Regions from separate parts of the Homo sapiens genome. Here region 2 is linked to region 1. Evidence: read pairs that join two places in POLR2A ChIA-PET (ENCODE). Cell type or tissue: MCF 10A. All regions are shown on one strand. Each heading gives the region's core, and the rest is flanking DNA. Links, peaks and the distances in the headings are about the cores only.

Evidence for each region. ChIA-PET counts read pairs that join two places held together with the same protein. Peaks named below come from ENCODE experiments on the same cell type or tissue, not always from the same donor. Only the 100,000 strongest peaks of a DNase experiment are listed, where the experiment ranks them.
Region 2: POLR2A ChIA-PET joins it to region 1 with 56 read pairs; 5 of 35 experiments call an interaction of 5 or more read pairs at or near these places.

The regions. Positions count from the first base shown.
Region 1 is chr1:201,352,165-201,354,969 of GRCh38, forward strand. No RefSeq gene overlaps it. Among named protein-coding and RNA genes, the nearest start is that of TNNT2, 24 kb to the right of the region's middle. RefSeq lists an enhancer at 1,360-1,899. In MCF 10A, for the core only: no CTCF peak of the experiment used is centred there; a DNase peak (open chromatin) is centred at 1,207.
Region 2 is chr1:201,298,677-201,301,481 of GRCh38, forward strand. The region is part of intron 2 of PKP1 (plakophilin 1); the gene reads left to right. Among named protein-coding and RNA genes, the nearest start is that of PKP1, 17 kb to the left of the region's middle. In MCF 10A, for the core only: no CTCF peak of the experiment used is centred there; DNase peaks (open chromatin) are centred at 535 and 1,385.

The DNA.
Region 1 (2,805 bases), core at 168-2,667:
ATGGACTTGTTACAGTGCTTTGACAACTGTGAAAGACAATGCAACTCTAATGTGATTAGTTTGCCATATTTTCCCTCTCTGATATTTGATATTTAAAAGATCAAACCTTAAACAAGATCATCTAATTTGAGAATGATTTTTCTCCTGTATTCATTCCCATGCATGGAGGCCACTGGGATCTACGGATGAACAACCCAGGACCCCAGGTCCCAGGAAGTGCCCAGGCTAGATGTAGGGGAGAGATGAGGAAACCACCAACCGCAACTGAGTGGGATGAGGGCTAGGTGAATTCACAAGCCACTTTATATGAGCAAGAGGCAGTGGTAAGATCTTACATTCCTAATTCCAGATTTCCCAGGTGAGTGATCAAATTTTTGCAATAGACAAATTTGAACATTATTTCACACAAGTTTTTCTATGATAAGGATCGATGCACTCGTACTTTGCATTATATAATCAGAAATTATTCAAATATTTGTTGGCTAAAATACAGAAGGGACTTCTTGAAAATATGCTTTTCTTTGTTTCTATCAGATGCCTGACTTGATTTGGTAGGAAGTGTACCATTCAAATAATTTTAACATTGTAATAAAAATACAGTAATCAGGATCCTGCCCTGTATGACCTTGGATGAGTCACCTAACTTCTCTGAGCCTCAGTTTCCTTGTGTATAAAATGGAGTTATTATATAGGACCTAATTTTGCATGTTACTGTAATTAGAGAGTGGACATAAATTACGTAACATAGTATATGGCACACGATAGGTGCCTAATATATGGAGGCAAATATCATTTGTTAGTATTATCATGTAGCTGGCTTACAAATTATGCCAAGTGTCTCCCAGCAGAAACCACTGCTCACCACATCACCTGGGCCTGAACAGGTGGGAGATGTGGGGCCAGAGGAGTCTCTGTGTGAAGTTCAGAGGGAAACACTGCTTTGTCTATTGCCCCCAGGTAGAAGTGAAGTGACCTTCTGCCTTTATCTTCATCAACCTGCATTCCTAGCTGGCATCATCTTCTGGGAATTGGCAGGGTACGGATGGGTGGGGAGAGGACGGGGTGAGGCAGCTCATCCTAAACAGGTCTCCCTGTCCCACATTTAGCAAACCCAGCACAATCTCAGCACCTCTCAGCCTGGGAATCACACCACCTCTCCCACCCCGCCCACTGCGTTCCTGAAGAGCAGCCCCAGCCTAGCCCCAGGCTTCTTCAGGTTTGCATTGCTCAGGCCTGGCTTTACGGGGAAAACTGCTTTGGGATTGGGGCGTGCTGCAGGTGTGGCCAGTGTGGCCAAGGCCAGCACTGAGGGCAGGGCCACAGGGCGGAGCTGGGGCTACTTCCCCCAACCCCCGCCCCAGGTCAGGGCGCTCTGCACAAGTATGGAAACATTTTTCTCCTGAGTCTTCATTTGAGAGCAATTTAAATTCCTGTAGATGCTGGGGTGGGAGCTGAGAACCTGGGATGAGCAGGTGGGTGGGGCTGAAGCCCTGGGAACAGTGCCAGGCAGGGAGGTCTGGGCTGGGCACCCAGTCCTGGTTTCTGTGAACCACAGGAGGCCCAGAGTGAATGGGCCTTCAATGTGCGGCTCTTAAGGCATCACCAGAGGCATCGCTGGTGCTCAGGAAGCCCCAGGTGCTCAGGAGGGAGTCCCAAAGGCTTCTTGGAGAAACAGGGACTTCATCGAGGCCCTGAGGAAGGCGGAGGGCAGTTGGATAGGCAGAGACAGAAAGAAGGGCAAGAAAAAGCCATGCAGAGGTGGGAGAGCATAGGACATGCTGGAGAAACAAAAGTAGCTAGCTCCATTTGGCTGAAAAGTAAGGCTGGAGGTAGACTGCAGAGGGTCCCTAAAGCACCTCTGCCACCCCCAACAACAGCCAGATAGGCCCTGCTGGCATCTAGACCCAGGATTCTGCCCACCCTGAGGTTTACTCACTATCTTTGCAGAGTCGAGGGGTAACCCACAGACAAGGTAATGACAGGTGCTTCCATGACCCACAGATCCCCCCAACTACTCTGGGACACAGGTATGGGGTATAATTACTCCCAAGAAGGAGGAGGCTGGCCAATGATTCTCTTGCACCCTGGGTAGAGCCCCACTCAACCCCACCTCTACTGTTCCCTCCAGAGGCCGCCTCCATGTGCTAGACATAGCACATCTCCTCCTGTCAGGTCCCAGGTGGGCAGCTGGAGGGCAGCAGAGAGGGTCAAGCTCCTGGACTCCTGCCCTGTGCCCTCACCCCAAGTCAGCCCACGGGAGGCTCTGATTCTGGCCCAAGCACTGCAATCTGGGGAGATTTGGGATGCTCCTCAATCTACAAGATCCACATGTTAGGAAGAATCCTGGCTCTGGCGTCACATAGACCTGGGTTCAAATCCCAGCTTTGCCACTTACTAACTGAATGGCCCTTGGCATGTTGCCTAAACTCTCTGTACCTCAGTTTCCTCATCTGCAACATGCGGTGTGATCTGGGGACTGTGGATGGTTGGCTGGAGAGAACATATGTAAAGTAGCTGGCCCAGTGCCTGCGTGGGGGGCGCAGAGCGAGAAACACATGAAGGGTATGTGTGCAGGGGGAGAAGACGAGCTGACCCAGATCAGCAGCATTTTCCCCAAATTCACACTTAGTCTTCCTCCTGGTAGGGATGACAGGGCAGACTGGACTTTCAGAGGAGAAGCCAAGCCCAGAGAAGCAAGTGAGTGCCCGTGGCTACACTGTGGGAACATGGGGTCCAGCCTGGTCTCCCCTGCACCCCCAGCCTGCCCCATACCCAACAGGAGCCTATTAGAGAGCCTGGCCCTGA
Region 2 (2,805 bases), core at 33-2,532, 54 kb before region 1:
GGAGAATTCTGTCTTTGTCTTGGCATTGTCCTATTCATTGACCCCATTTCTCCTCTTTAACGCAGGACTTACTAGCAAATCTTTCTTCCAGCTTCTTCTCAGTTGTACTTGCCTAACTGATATGTCTGTATTTGACGATCCCATTGTGACAGAGTCTTGTGGACAATGTGCTAGGGGCCCTTACCCTAAGGAGAACTGATCTTGGCCACCCTAGACCTGAAGAAATGTGGATGAAGCCTCTGTTACAGATGAGAGGACTGGGGTTGCATCACACTCCAGCAGGGGATGGGAAAGCCAAGCACAGTGCTCCCCAGGTTGGTGGTTCACCCTCAGTCACAGCCATGCTAATCGAGTGTCCACAAGGGCAGAGCCATGGGCCAGGTACTGCAGAGGGGCTGCCGGGGAGAAACACGGTAGGACTCCTACCCTAGCAGCAGCAGAAACAGACTGTCCTTACCAATCCGCAGTCAACAGAGGCCATGCCCAGAGACAGCCCGGAGTGGAGGAATAAGCCCTGGACTTTGGCCAGGAACTTCACTAGCCATGTGACTCTTAGTCAAGTCTGCTCCTTAACTAGCTGTGTGACTCTAGTCAAGTTCTTAATCTAGCTGAACCTCAGCTTGCTTATCTCTGAAATGGATGAAAATTCCTGTCTCAAAGAGCAGTATGAAGTTTATGGATGTGACATACCAGATCAGCAGTGGGAGGCGTGGATTCCAGTCTCAGCTGGGCTGCTACAAACTGAGGGATCTGGAGTGGACTTCACCTCTCTAGACCCTGGCTTTCTCAATTATGGAGCAAGGCAATTGGACTAAAGCACAGCCAAGGACTCACTTAGGGTTGCATGTGGCTTGAGAGCTGACTCTGAGTAGCTACAGGGAGCTAAAGTCTGTGTGCTGGTCCCTCCAGGGTCAGAGGTAGTGTTAATTCCTCCAGCCCAGATTTTTGCTTCAAGCCTACAGATGGATAAAAGCTTCTTAATTTCCTCTTTGCTTTCATCTGAGCACTCCAGGCACCAGGAAAACAGCAGTTAGTTAGCCCTTGCAACAGGATGAAAAGATGGTAGGACTTCATTTACTTTAGCTTCACAGACAGGGAAACTGATGCACAACAAGTAGCTCTGCTGAGTAACTACCCTAACTTAAAACAGACCCAACTCCCTCTTTCCAAACCATGTGTCTCAGCTCCAAATGCCACTTTCTAGGTGTATGAGCTGGGTTCCTTCGGCAGTGCCTGCCGGGCCTCTCGTCTTTTCTTGAAAAGTCCAGGTGAGGGACTGATAGTAGACCACAGCCTCCTACTCCCAGGCAGGCATGGATCCTGCTCCAAGAGGGAGCAATTGATGTGTTTGCCAACTCAGTGTCCCCGCTGCCAACTCATGACTCACCCCCACCCAGCCCTGGGAGATAGGAGAGTCCTACAAGGGCCCCAGGCTCTCACCCCAACAAGAAGAGGCAATGATCCTACTTGCCAAGGGACAGAATGTGCCTCTGAGAGAAAATGGAGGCAAGTGAGCGGGAGCGGGCGGGCCGGCTCCAGGGGCACCCCTCCCTGTGGAAGGAGCATGCCGTGTGCTTTCACAGACAAACTGCTGCCACTGGGACACTCCCTGTATTAAACTGAAGGAGAAGCCTATGGCAAACACTGGTGTCTGGGTACTCCTTGGGAGGGGCCCTCCTTTCTAAGCCACAGTCCATCAGAGTGGCTCTGCTTCCCCTAAGAAGCTTCTGTTGCCCTTAGGGTTGGGCTGAGCTCGGGGAGCTTCCTTTCTGGGCTTGCTCTCCCCTCCATGGCAGGTGAGTTGAGGCTCTGCCTCCTGGCTGAGGACTGGGTAAGCCAGGGAGGCCCCTTTAGAGCCCAGAGAGAATGTGGAGAAAAGGAACAAACATTGGTCTGAGGGCTGGTTTCCCGTGACTGTGTTGGGGACTCCTCTTCTGCTGGGCCTCAGGCTTATCATCAGCAAGACTAGATGGTGGCTCAGACCACCTCCTTGTAACTCTGACGTCTGGCTTCTGTGTCCCTCTTTTGGGGAGAGAAGTCAGAGAATGGCCCCATGTCAGCAGCATGGGCTTGCAAAGGGAGGAGGACACGGTTCCAGTGAACAAATGCAAGTGGTGTCCTCCAAGGGCAAGCTCCAGGTGCAGGAAGTCGGGATCGGCTCCTGGAGGAGCTGAGCTTTGAACTGAGTGTGCAAGGAGAGAGGGCTGCCCTTAGCAGACAGGATGGAGGGCAGAGCAGGAATGCCCCTAGGTCTGGACTGTGGTCTGAGAGTACCTTGCTGACTGTTCACAAAGCATAGGCATCCCCTGCAAGGAGGGCAACTGGTTCCATGTTGCCAGCTCCTGAGGTCTCCTAAGCCTCCCAGGCCTTCATCACAAACCCACAACAATGCTCCTCAGGGCCGAGTGAGCACGCTGGCCCCTCCATCCTCCTGCCCCAGGGAGGAGCACCAGACCCAGGAGAGGGCAGACTCCCACCAGTCACTGTCCTGATAGTGTGGACCCTTGTAGAGGAATGGAGAGGGAAGGCCAGGGCAATTTGGTCAGGATGTGCAGGGAGACTTGTCACTGCTAAGGGACTCAGTGTGGCAGCTGCTTAGCAAGTGGGGAGCACCAAGCTTTGGCAGCCCAGGATGCGATCAGCAGCGGATCCTTCTCAGGATGTCTGCAGGAAGGAACTCCACTCTCCCCAGAGACAACAGAAGCCAGTTCTCCTTCCTTTAGCTTCACTAATCAACAACTAATCTTCCTCCATCATTTCCATTCATGTTGTGTAGAGCTCTGAGTTGATGGCTAGGCTGGGAAC